Linked DNA regions of Homo sapiens: region 1 is linked to region 2. The links are chromatin loops, found by intact Hi-C in ENCODE. Cell type or tissue: PC-3. All regions are shown on one strand. Links, peaks and the distances in the headings refer to the core of each region. The heading gives the core; the rest is flanking DNA. Region 1 overlaps LONRF3 (LON peptidase N-terminal domain and ring finger 3). Region 2 overlaps LINC01285 (long intergenic non-protein coding RNA 1285).

The links. Hi-C counts contacts between places; a loop is a spot of excess contacts. Peaks named below come from ENCODE experiments on the same cell type or tissue, not always from the same donor. Only the 100,000 strongest peaks of a DNase experiment are listed, where the experiment ranks them.
Region 1: a loop joins it to region 2, with 12 times the contacts of the local background. A loop is called at or near these places in 1 of 110 quality-filtered maps.

What each region holds. Positions count from the first base shown.
Region 1 is chrX:119,013,187-119,018,566 of GRCh38, forward strand. It overlaps LONRF3 (LON peptidase N-terminal domain and ring finger 3), which reads left to right. Exons shown (of 11, transcript NM_001031855.3): 9 at 1-15; 10 at 1,021-1,170; 11 at 4,349-5,169. The coding sequence ends at 4,504. Among named protein-coding and RNA genes, the nearest start is that of LONRF3, 41 kb to the left of the region's middle. RefSeq lists a silencer at 2,315-2,374. In PC-3, for the core only: no CTCF peak of the experiment used is centred there; DNase peaks (open chromatin) are centred at 565 and 2,405; H3K27ac peaks cover 3,705 bases.
Region 2 is chrX:118,881,689-118,887,068 of GRCh38, forward strand. LINC01285 (long intergenic non-protein coding RNA 1285) reads left to right here. Exons shown (of 7, transcript NR_110393.1): 7 at 90-327. Among named protein-coding and RNA genes, the nearest start is that of LINC01285, 45 kb to the left of the region's middle. In PC-3, for the core only: no CTCF peak of the experiment used is centred there; a DNase peak (open chromatin) is centred at 3,063; H3K4me3 peaks cover 2,649 bases; H3K27ac peaks cover 2,817 bases.

The sequences.
Region 1 (5,380 bases), core at 183-5,182, 130 kb after region 2:
ATTGAAGACCAAAAGGTAAGGGTGGCCAGTGCCAAGAATCCCAAAGCCAGGCTATCCTTGTAACTTGATACACAAAGATAGTTGTGAAAGGATTTCTCAGAACCCTTGAGGGCCTTGGGATTTCACACCAAATTGCTGCAGCAACATTGAATGCTGCTGGATTGCTGTCCAGTTGCACTATGGCAGTGAGGGCGCCTACTGTCCTGGCTCTGCTTAGCTGCTGAGTTGCATTCATGCATAGGAAATGTTATCCTAGATCAACCCTGGGGCTCATTCAGCTTGGGAGTTAAGTCTCTGCCAAAGATTGCAAGGAATGGATCTGGGGTGGGTCTATACATATATATTTTATCTATCGATTTATGTATATTTTAAACTTTTTTCTTTTGAGACAATTATAGATCCACACATGCATTTGTATTTTAAAGTACGTAACCTGGCTAAGAGCCCTTCCCAATAATCCATCATCCCCTAAGGCAGAAAGATGACACATCTAGTTAATCCTTGGTTTTCTGAGGTAATGGGTGGAAGAAGAGGTAAATAATCCTATATTCATTTATATTTACATTTGTTACATAGTAGATTAATAAATATCTGATGACTGAGTAAATGTGTTTGACCAAGATAGTTACATGCTGAGACTGACATACTCCTGTGTCTTTTCCAGCAAGTAATGAGAAAACAGATGTAAAAATGAAAAGGGCAAAGGCATGGACCAGCATAACCTGGTTTAACCACATGCCTCCACTCAGGCCGGTTTGAATCTCTGGTTTTCTGCATGTTTTGCTGTTTCAGCTAATCTACCCAGCTGAACCTTTCTCCTTCCTCCATGGTCAGCAGTATCTACACACTGTCCAGCACTTGACTAAGGGGCATTTCACATCAAGCAAAGGAGAAAGCTGAATGGGTGAGCCTTCCCATAGGAAGGCAGGATGGATGCTCAAAGCGAATCAGGTGTCAAAAGTGACTCTGGGAATGATGGAGAGGGTACAGAATGTTTCACTTCCACTTTGATACTTTCAGGTTCAGGGAGAGGATTGTGCTGAGCTCATGGGATTACATAACTGTGTCTATCAGCAAGCATCATTGTGGTTTCATTCGCTCAAATTATCCCTAAAGAATCGGATACTCAATCACTTTGGTCCCATGCCGGAGAAAGACGCCGATCCTCAGGTATAGAAAAATGTCTATTTTTAAACGGGTTGTCCCACTAGAAGAGAGTGCCTAGTGTTTGTGATTAGATGGGTATGTGGCTGCCATTCAGCACATCGAATGCAGAGAGGAAGATGGATTTAATTTGGTGTTGTTTGGCTGCACAGTGAGCGTCATGAGTAAGACCAAAAAGATCCCAAGTTAGAATCGGGGTAACTAAAGTAAAGCAGTAGGAACTTGGATCCAAGGCAGGTTTTGAGAACTAAGTAAGATAAGAGAATGGGAACATAGATATCACCAACAGAAGAACCTTCCATGGGAGTCCAGATTCACACCATGGTAGTGTTAGGGTGACAAGTTACATGCAAAGGCCAGGACTTAAGAGAAGGGTATCCTGGGAGCTGAGACCAAAAGCTGCTGCTTTCAGGTAACTTCATAACCCTCTCCCTCATTGCTTTGGGAACTAGGGGATAGGGCCAGCTACCCTTATAAGATTACAACTGCAAGACCACAAAAACTTTTCGTGCCTCGGTCTATCTATGCTTCGCCCTGCAAGTCTAGACCCTTGCTATTGTCCTCACCAGGGCTGAACAGCTCTGTTCATCATTAAATACTGTTAGTTGAGTTATACTAGACAGTAGTTTGTTAGGTTCTACTGATCAGTGTTCTTCCTGGGGGATAGGCCTATTTGAAAGATCAAGCTGCAGATCAGAAGCTCCCTAGGAGAGTGGAGATGGTTAAGTTTCACTAAGCTTTGCTTGCCTGGAATAAATCAGGGAATACTGTCTTTCTAGGATAAGGCTGGAGATATCCTAACCACATATTTCCTCACGACCATCTCTTCCTATGCTCCAAGCTGGCTCTCCTACATTGATTCTTTACTTATGCTCATCCCCAACTCTGTCACAAAAGAAAAAATCTCAATATGCATATTCTGACCAAAAGTCTGGTCCTGCTTACCTCACTAGCAGTATGACCTTGGGAAGATTCCTTTCCCTTTCTCAACTTTTGTCCCATCTCTGACATGAGGAGGGTTCTAAAGCCCCCTCTTCCTCTTGCATTCTGAGGTTCTAAGACACCAGTCTGTTCCCTAAATGAAATGTCTTGCTTTCCTCAGACCACAAAGGTGGCTTCTTTCCCCCCCCATGCAAAGGCATCATGAGTTTTCAAGGGAGAAAGGCCAGTTAGTGCTTCCTGTGACCCAGCTCCTGGCTCTGGGCCACGATGAGTCAGGACTGCAGCATATACCTCTGAGCAAACTCACGATCAAGCTTAATGTTCCCCTTCACCTTCCGGGAAGCGTTCTCCCTTAGGCAAAAGATACAGATCAGCAATGGTAACGGGAAAACACAGATGCTACAGTGTGATTCATAAAGGCTAATGACAGAGAAAGTTGAAATCTTGGGTTTCACTTCCTTTTTTCTTAGTTCTGTTATTATGTTGCTTTGGCAGCAGCAGCACCAGCAAAAAAGAAAAACCCATACCCATCCCAGTTTGCTCCAGTCAATGCTGCATCCCCAGTGGTCCCACAAATAAGCATGTTCTGTCAGGAGGATGTTTCTTAGAAACTGCCACAAGTGTTAATACCAGCTTAAATATCTTTGTTGGTGATCCTTGGAAAGAAAGTTCAGAACATCAGTCTAATATTCAGAACTGATCATAGGAGGGAGAGCATATTGCCAGCTTCAGGGAGGGACAAAAAAGAATGCAAATGAAGTTAGAGGCACAAAGAAGCAAAGAAGGCAGTGAGATTTGGTGACGATCAGAGGAACCAATTTGGAGCCAAATAATTTCAGGTGTAGGCACTTTGACCAGAATGGTTCTCTATAGTCCTAAAACCAAACTTGTGAAAGTTGTGGGCAGAAAGCTCGTTTTAGGCTTAGAAGGAAATAAGTACCCAATGTCTAAAATATGTGCCAGGGAAGCTGCTTTGGGGAAGGATTTATGTGGAATGGGAAAGCTCTTTATTAAAAGGAAATCTAGGGGCAGAATATATTTCTTTCTTTCTTTCTTTCTTTTTTTTTTTTTTTTGAGACGGAGTCTTGCTCTGTCGCCCAGGCTGGAGTGCAGTGGCATATCTCAGCTCACTGCAAGCTCCGCCTCCCAGGTTCACGCCACTCTCCTGCCTCAGCCTCCGGAGTAGCTGGGACTACAGAAGCCCGCCACCGCGCCCGGCTAATTTTTTGTATTTTTAGTAGAGATGGGGTTTCGTCGTGTTAGCCAGGATGGTCTCGATCTCCTGACCTCGTGATCCACCCGCTGGCCTCCCAAAGTGCTGGGATTACAGGCGTGAGCCACTGTGCCCGGCCCTGGGGCAGAATATATTTCTAATGTGAATGTTTTCTAATTGGAATTTTTGCAAAGTGAGATTGTGATTCTTTGGGACTGTAAATCATAGCCTTTGGTTTCAGGGGAGAAGAGAGCTATGGCCCTGTATAGTGACATGGTATACATGGACTATTGCCTTCAGCCACATCAAGGAAATGAGGGGACTTAAAAGACATGCAAAGGTCAAGGGGTCATGGGAATCGAAGGCCTGAATGTTAAATGCATCAGTCCAAAGGACCTCAACAGAATATTAGAAGTGGAAGAGACTACATAGTAGATACCAGCTTGTAAAATCACATTGGCTAGGAGGCATGGTGTATCTGTTAGGATACTGGTTGGTTTGCTTTAACAAGAAACAAAAATGACTGGAGCTTAAACAAGATGGAGGGGCTAAGTCTTGGACAGTTAGGGCAGCTCTATTCCACAAGAGCATTCAGGCACCCAGGCTCCTTCATCACAAAACTCTACCATCCTTAAAATGTCTCCCTCATCCTCTTGATTGAGAAAGGCTGATCCTCACCACGTCCATGTTCTAGCTAGGGGAAAGGGAGAGAAAGAGGAAGGCAGAGGGCATATGCTTCTTTCCCAGAGCATGACCAAGAGGTTACACATATCACTTCCCTTTACATCTCATTAGCCAGAACTTTGTCTCATGGCCTCACCTAGCTGCAAGGGAAGCTGAGAAATGCAGTCTTTTTTCTGGGTGGCTATATGCCCTGCTAAAATAAGGGGGAAAATAGATATAGGGTCAATTAGCAATCTGCCACATGGAGTTGTTCTACCTGGGGTCTTTACCTTGAGCATTTGGAACTCTGCAGACTGATGTTCTTGGATGGGAATAGGATGACTCCATTGTGTTTCTCTGTTGCAGATGAACCCGAATGGCCCAGCCTGGTGCTGGTGGATGTTAGCAGTTCTTCCCTTGGAAAGCCGAGCTCAGCTCCCCTTCCTAGCAATGAGGTCCTTAAAGGACAGACTGAATGGTATTCGACGAGTCCTGGCCTTCATATCCCGAAACCAAAACTAGTGAGTGGATTGCCGAAGAGGAGCTCCCACCTTCCCCACTGCCGTCGGGGGGAGTCTTCTTGTAAATATATCTAATTGCAATAATATCTTAACAGAAGGGGGTGTCAAACAGAGGCATCAGCCTGCTGTTGATCACAGAGAGAAATTGAGTAGAAAGACCAAAAGAATGTGACCTATTTGAAACTTTCTGTCTTAAGATGCTTCTTGACATGCTGCATAACTACATAAACAGCAGAGGTGTTTAAGAGCCCAGAAAAACATAATTTGATTTTAACATTAAAATTTCCAAAAGTTTAAAGTGGTTTTGCTTTAATATTCTTTCTTTCATAGATCAATGACTGTGTGGTTGAAATGTGAAAACAAAGATACTAATAATGTTGCTGTATAATTTCACTGACTTGAGGTCTCATTCCAAATGGTTCAGGTTTTATAGAGCATTGTGTAAAATAATGTTCATACTTCTTTCTGTTTTAATAATTTATTTTTTGCACTACTGTATCCTTTTTTCTACATGTATGTTTGTAACTATTTAAGCGTACATTGCTGAAAAGTCCATTGCTTTATTTATTGATGTGGTTTACCATGTACCTAGGGGGAAATAACAATACTAGAAGTGTGCAGTTTTTGCTTTTATCTTTTTTTTACTACAATGACACTAGTTCTTAGACCATTTCCGTATCTATCCAAATGGATGCTTAAAAGAAGTTCAGAATGATGCTAAGATCATCTGTCTTCAGAGTCCACTTTTTTTTTTCAGTTTGAACTAAACAATATAAAATACTTAAGGGATTTGGCCTAGATTATGGTATATGCCAAGGTAAAGTAAAATAATTCATTTTCTGTGTGTAATACAGAACAAAGCTGAAAGAATTATTTT
Region 2 (5,380 bases), core at 162-5,161:
TTACATATTTAACTGCTGCATAATATTCCACAGAAACCATGCTTTTCAAGATATTCCTGCCTATATCATTGTGTTATTTCTTCCACCAGGGCGCAGCAGTCTGGAAATAGAAACAATGGTGGTGGATCAATTCAATTGATCCAGATTTGGAAGTTGCGTGGCAAGTGAGAAGGATTTGGATGGTAATGGTGAGAAAGGATTTGAAATAATTTATCAAACCTGGTTCAGATCAATCCTGGTGCATAAGTGACTAACAAGGAGCTGGAGTGGATGGCATAGCATAGTGGCTAGAACCCTAAAACAAGGGATTTTACATGAAAGTGGAAAGGTAACTGTTTGGTTTTGCATTTACCCATTCCCTCTGTTGAGTTTTTTTTTTTTAATACTGAGTTATTCACTACTTTGTCTTCTTTTTTTTTGAGACAGAGTCTCATTCTGTTGCTCAGGCTAGAGTACAGTGGCAATCTCGGCTCACTGCAGTCTCTACCTCCTGGGTTCCAGTGATTCTTGTTCCTCAACCTTCTGAGTAGCTGGGATTACAGATGCCCACTACCATGCCCAGCTAATTTTTGTGTTTTTATTAGAGATGGGGTTTCACCATGTTGACCAGGCTGATCTCGAACTCCTGACCTCAAGTAACCCACCCACCTCAGCCTCCCAAAGTGCTGGGATTACAGGCGTAAGCCACTGCACCTGGCCTGCTTTGCCTTCTTAAACAGATGATTCAGAACATAATATAACCTTGTCTTGTGACTCAGGGTGGCCATTATGATCATCTGCTTTTGACCTGGACCTCTGAGGCATGTAGCAATATGTCTTTCCTTATGTCTTTTCCCTAAGTGTGTTCCGGATTTTTGTGCTTTTGAAGAAGTTCTGAGATCAACGTATTCTTGGTTCTTCTAATGTGTAGCTGTTTGACTAAGGACTGACTCCATGCATCTCCTATGAAGTGAAGTTCATGGGTTTTATGACAGCAATTTTACATGCTGCTTAGATGCTTTTTTCTCATCTAGGTTTTTAGTTATATTATGGCAGAGATTATAAGAAATCTGATCTCTAGAGAAGTGCTGGTACTTCTTTAATTTGGCATAGACTATTTTTGGCAAGCTAGTTTTCTAGCATTGAACACTTTAATGAATAAGTTCATAGTCACCCTATCCACATTCTTTTTAATGGTAGAAAACTGTCTGTCTAATACAGTAGCCATTAGCTACATGTAGATTTTTAAATTTAAATATACATTAATTAAGAGTAGGCTGGGCATGGTGGTTCATGCCTGTAATCCCAGCACTTCAGAAGGCCAAAGTGGGTGGATCATTTGAGGTCAGGAGTTCAAGACCAGCCTGGCCAACATGGTGAAACCCCGTTTCCACTAAAAATACAAAAATTAGCTGGGCGTGGTGGTACACACCTGTAATCCCAGCTACTCGGGAGGCTGAGGCAGGAGAATTCCTTGAACCCAGGAGGCAGAGGTTTGCAGTAGCCGAAATCCGCCACTGCACTTCAACCTGGGTGACAGAGCAAGACTCCATCTCAAAAAAAAAAAAAGAAAGAAAAAATTCCCTTATTGTACTAGCCACATTTCAAGTGCTTAGTAGTCACATGTGGCTACTGGCTACCCTATTGGAAAGTGCAGATGTAGAACACTTTCATCATCAAATAAAGTTCTATAGAGCAGCAATGGTTTAGACATTGAGCCAGTCTCTTCTCAGGCTTCTTGTTTCCAAACTAGAGTCTCATGGTTTAAGTGCATCCTTGTACAAGCAACCATGCTCATACTATTCTCCAACACTCTCTGATTTCCAACCCCTGATCATTGTCATTTGCTCTCTATTAGTATTAATTTCCTATGGCTACTATAACAAATCATCACAAGTTTAGTGGCTTAAAACAACATAAATTTATTATCACATATGACATAGTTTTGATATTTGTCCCCTTCAAATCTCATGTTGAAATGTGACCCCTAATGTTGGAGGTGGAGCCCACTGGGAGGTGTTTAGGTTATGGGGGTTGATCCCTCTTGAATAGCTTGGTGCTGTCCCCATGATAATGAATGAGTTCTCACTCTATTAGTTTACAGGAGATCTAGTTGTTTACAAGTACATAGCATGCCTCCCCTCTCTCTATCACTCCCCCCTCACCATGTGACATGCCTGCTCACCCTTTGCCATCTGCCATGATTAGAAGCTTCCTGAGGTTCTCACCAGAAGCAGATGCTGGCATCATGCTGCTTGCTGCTTATACAGCCTGCAGAACTGTGAGGCAAATCAACCTCTTTTATTTATAAATTACCCAGTCTCAGGTGTTCCTTTATAGCCACACAAAACCAACTAAGGCAATACAGTTTTGGAGATTGAAGTTCAAAATCAGCCATTTTCCAGCTTCTAGATGCTGCCTACATTCCTTAGTTCATAGCTCCTTCCTCCGTCTTCAAAGCCTGCAGCGTAGCATCTTCAAGTCTCTCTGTGACTCTCTGACCTCCGCCTCCATAGTCACGTGACCTTCTCTGACTCTGACCTTCCTGCCTCTTTTATGAAGAGTCCGTAATAAAGATTAGGTCGCCTTGGCTAATCCAGAGCAATCATCTCATTTCAAGAATATTAACTTAATCACACCTGCAAAGTCCCTTTCAGCATTTTACCATTATGTTATACCGGTATGTTGTGAGGACCACTATTCAGCCTGCCACAGACAGTTTTCTACAGTGGCATTTTGTTTTCCTGTGATGGACAGTGATCCAGTGGTCCTTATTTTCCAGGACCAGAGTATGCTGGTCCAGCACAGAGTATGCTGATATCCCAAGGTTTTATATAAAGGGAGGATAATGTTTTAAAATCTTATTTTCTGTGAGAAAACATTTTAAATGGTCCATTTTCAAGGTATGATAAATCTAAGTACTGGCAGCCAGCCTGCGGACGTGACAAACCGCACAGCTCATGCACCTAGAAAGTCGCAATAAGCAAACAGAATGTAGAGGAGGAGTCAGCCTATAAAAGGGAAGAAAAAGTTTACAGAGTTATTGGAAAATCGAAACTTAAGCAGGGAAGGGGACTGGGTTATAACCTTATAAGGGATAATGAAACTTAGGTGACGTCCAGAAAGATTGTAACCCCACAGTATTTGACCAATGAGGAACTGGGGGAGGGACTTGCGTGCTAGGAGATAAATTACCTGCTGTAGCTGCCCCAGCTGTGCCTGCCTACCAGACACCCATTCTTGCACGATCACCATTAAAATTCTCTCTTCCATTGTTCTTTTGTGTCTCTGAGTCCATTCTTTGGGTTTGGACAGATGAATGTGTTTCTCACAAACTTGGGGGCCCATCTGGGATCTCTGTGCCTGCGTGGAGTTGGACTCCAGCCAAGAGGGGAGAGGCGTCCCACCTGATTTAAGTGGCCTGCTCTGTCTGGGAATCCCGGCTCCCTGCAGAGGCCATAGACAAACCTGAGACTGTTATTCAGGAGGCAGTGGAGGTGACACAGGGAGAAAAGCAGGCACCGTGGCAACCAGGCAACCTCATGTACGAGCCAAGGTAGGAAAATTGGACTGTGAGTATTGTCTTGGTGGTTGGGCATTTTTGGAGGTCGAGTGTGTGTGACTGAGACGTATCCTAGGTATGAAGCAAGTGTGGAGACCCAATTTGCGGTTCTGTTCTCTCGCGAGGGGAACAGCCAGAGACGGATGAAATGATTCTCGGTGTGTGCAAGAAACCTCTAGTGGGGGGCTTGAGTACACAGGGAAAAACTCAGACACAGATTGACGAAAATGGGAAACAGAAATTCTAGGCCTAGGGGACAAAGGAAAGAGGGAGCCAAAGAGACTCCCTCTGACATTCCCCCGGATAGTCCTTTAAGGAGAATGCTGCAGGTTTGGAGGGACAACCCTTGAACCAGGGACAAGGAAAAGGAAAAGATGATAAAGTATTGCTGTTTTACCTGTCCCAAAGACCCCATTCGCAAGCCTTCAGTCTTTTGATTTAAGTTTGGCTCAGATGAGAACTGGGTGTGCCAAGCTTTAATTCTCTATGTGAATGATAAAACCCCATTCTAGGCCGGGCACGGTGGCTTACGCCTGTGGTCCCAGCACTTTGGGAGGCCGAGGTGGGTGGATCACGATGTCAGGAGATCGAGACCATCCTGGCTAACACAATGAAACCCCATCTCTACTAAAAATACAAAAAATTAGCCAGGTGTGGTGGTGGGCGCCTGTAGTCCCAGCTACTTGGGAGGCTGAGGCAGGAGAATGGCGTGAACCCGGGAGGCGGAGCTTGCAGTGAGCTGAGATCGCACCACTGCACTCCAGCCTGGGCGACAGAGCAAGACTCCACTAAAACAAAACAAAACAAAATAAAACAAAACAAAAAACAAAAACCATCCTCACAAGAAGAGATAGGTTATGCTCTCTGCTGGATCAAAGAATTAACCCCCACGTTCCCCATCAAAGAAGAAGAAAAAGAGCCTAGTAAAAAGCTCTTGCCCAGTGAAAAGCCCTGGGACCCCCTATCATGCTTGCCCCTCCATACAGCTCACAAAATAGGGGACAGGAAGATCAAGGGGGCAACAGGAGGGTTAGAGGAAGAAAGACCTGGAGACCATGGGGGAACCAAACCAATTGCTCCTTTAAGTCCTCATCCAAATTTAAGAAAAAGAACAGTGTAAGAGGGATATTAAGAACTTCCTTATCCTGTCCACACAGCAGGCATCTAGCATGCTCCCTCTTAGAGAAGTTCCCATGGGACAGGGAGAGACTGGCTTTGTAAATGCTCCTCTTACAAGTTCTGAAGTTAGGAATTTCAAGAAGGAAATGAAACCACGCCTAGAAGATCCCCTCGGTTTAGCAGACCAGCTGGACCAATTCCTAGGAACCAGCTTTTACACCTGGGCTGAAATGATGTCTATCATGAATATTCTGTTCACAGGAGAAGAAAGGGGAATGATTAGGAGAGCAGCCATGACCATCTGGGAGAGGCAACACCCTCCCAGGCAAGGAGTCTTGCCAACCAAACAAAAATTTCCAAATGTCGATCCTAAATGGGATAATAATGATCCCAGGGACTGGACCCAAATGCAGGACCTCAGGGAACTAATAATTAAAGGGATCAAAGAGTCCACTCCTAGGACACAAAATGTCTCAAAGGCATTCAAGATTCAACAAGAAAATGAGGAAACTCCCTCTGCATTCCTGCAGAGGTTCCTGAGAAAATACTCTAGATTAGATCTGGAGGACCCAGTAGGGCAAGGCCTTTTGAAGGTTAACTTTGTAACTAAGAGCTGGCCTGACATTACAAAAAAATTACAAAAGAGTAATGAATGGAATGAGAAACCAGTTGAAGAATTACTGAGGGAAGCTCAGAAGGTCTTTGTAAGGAGAGAGGAAG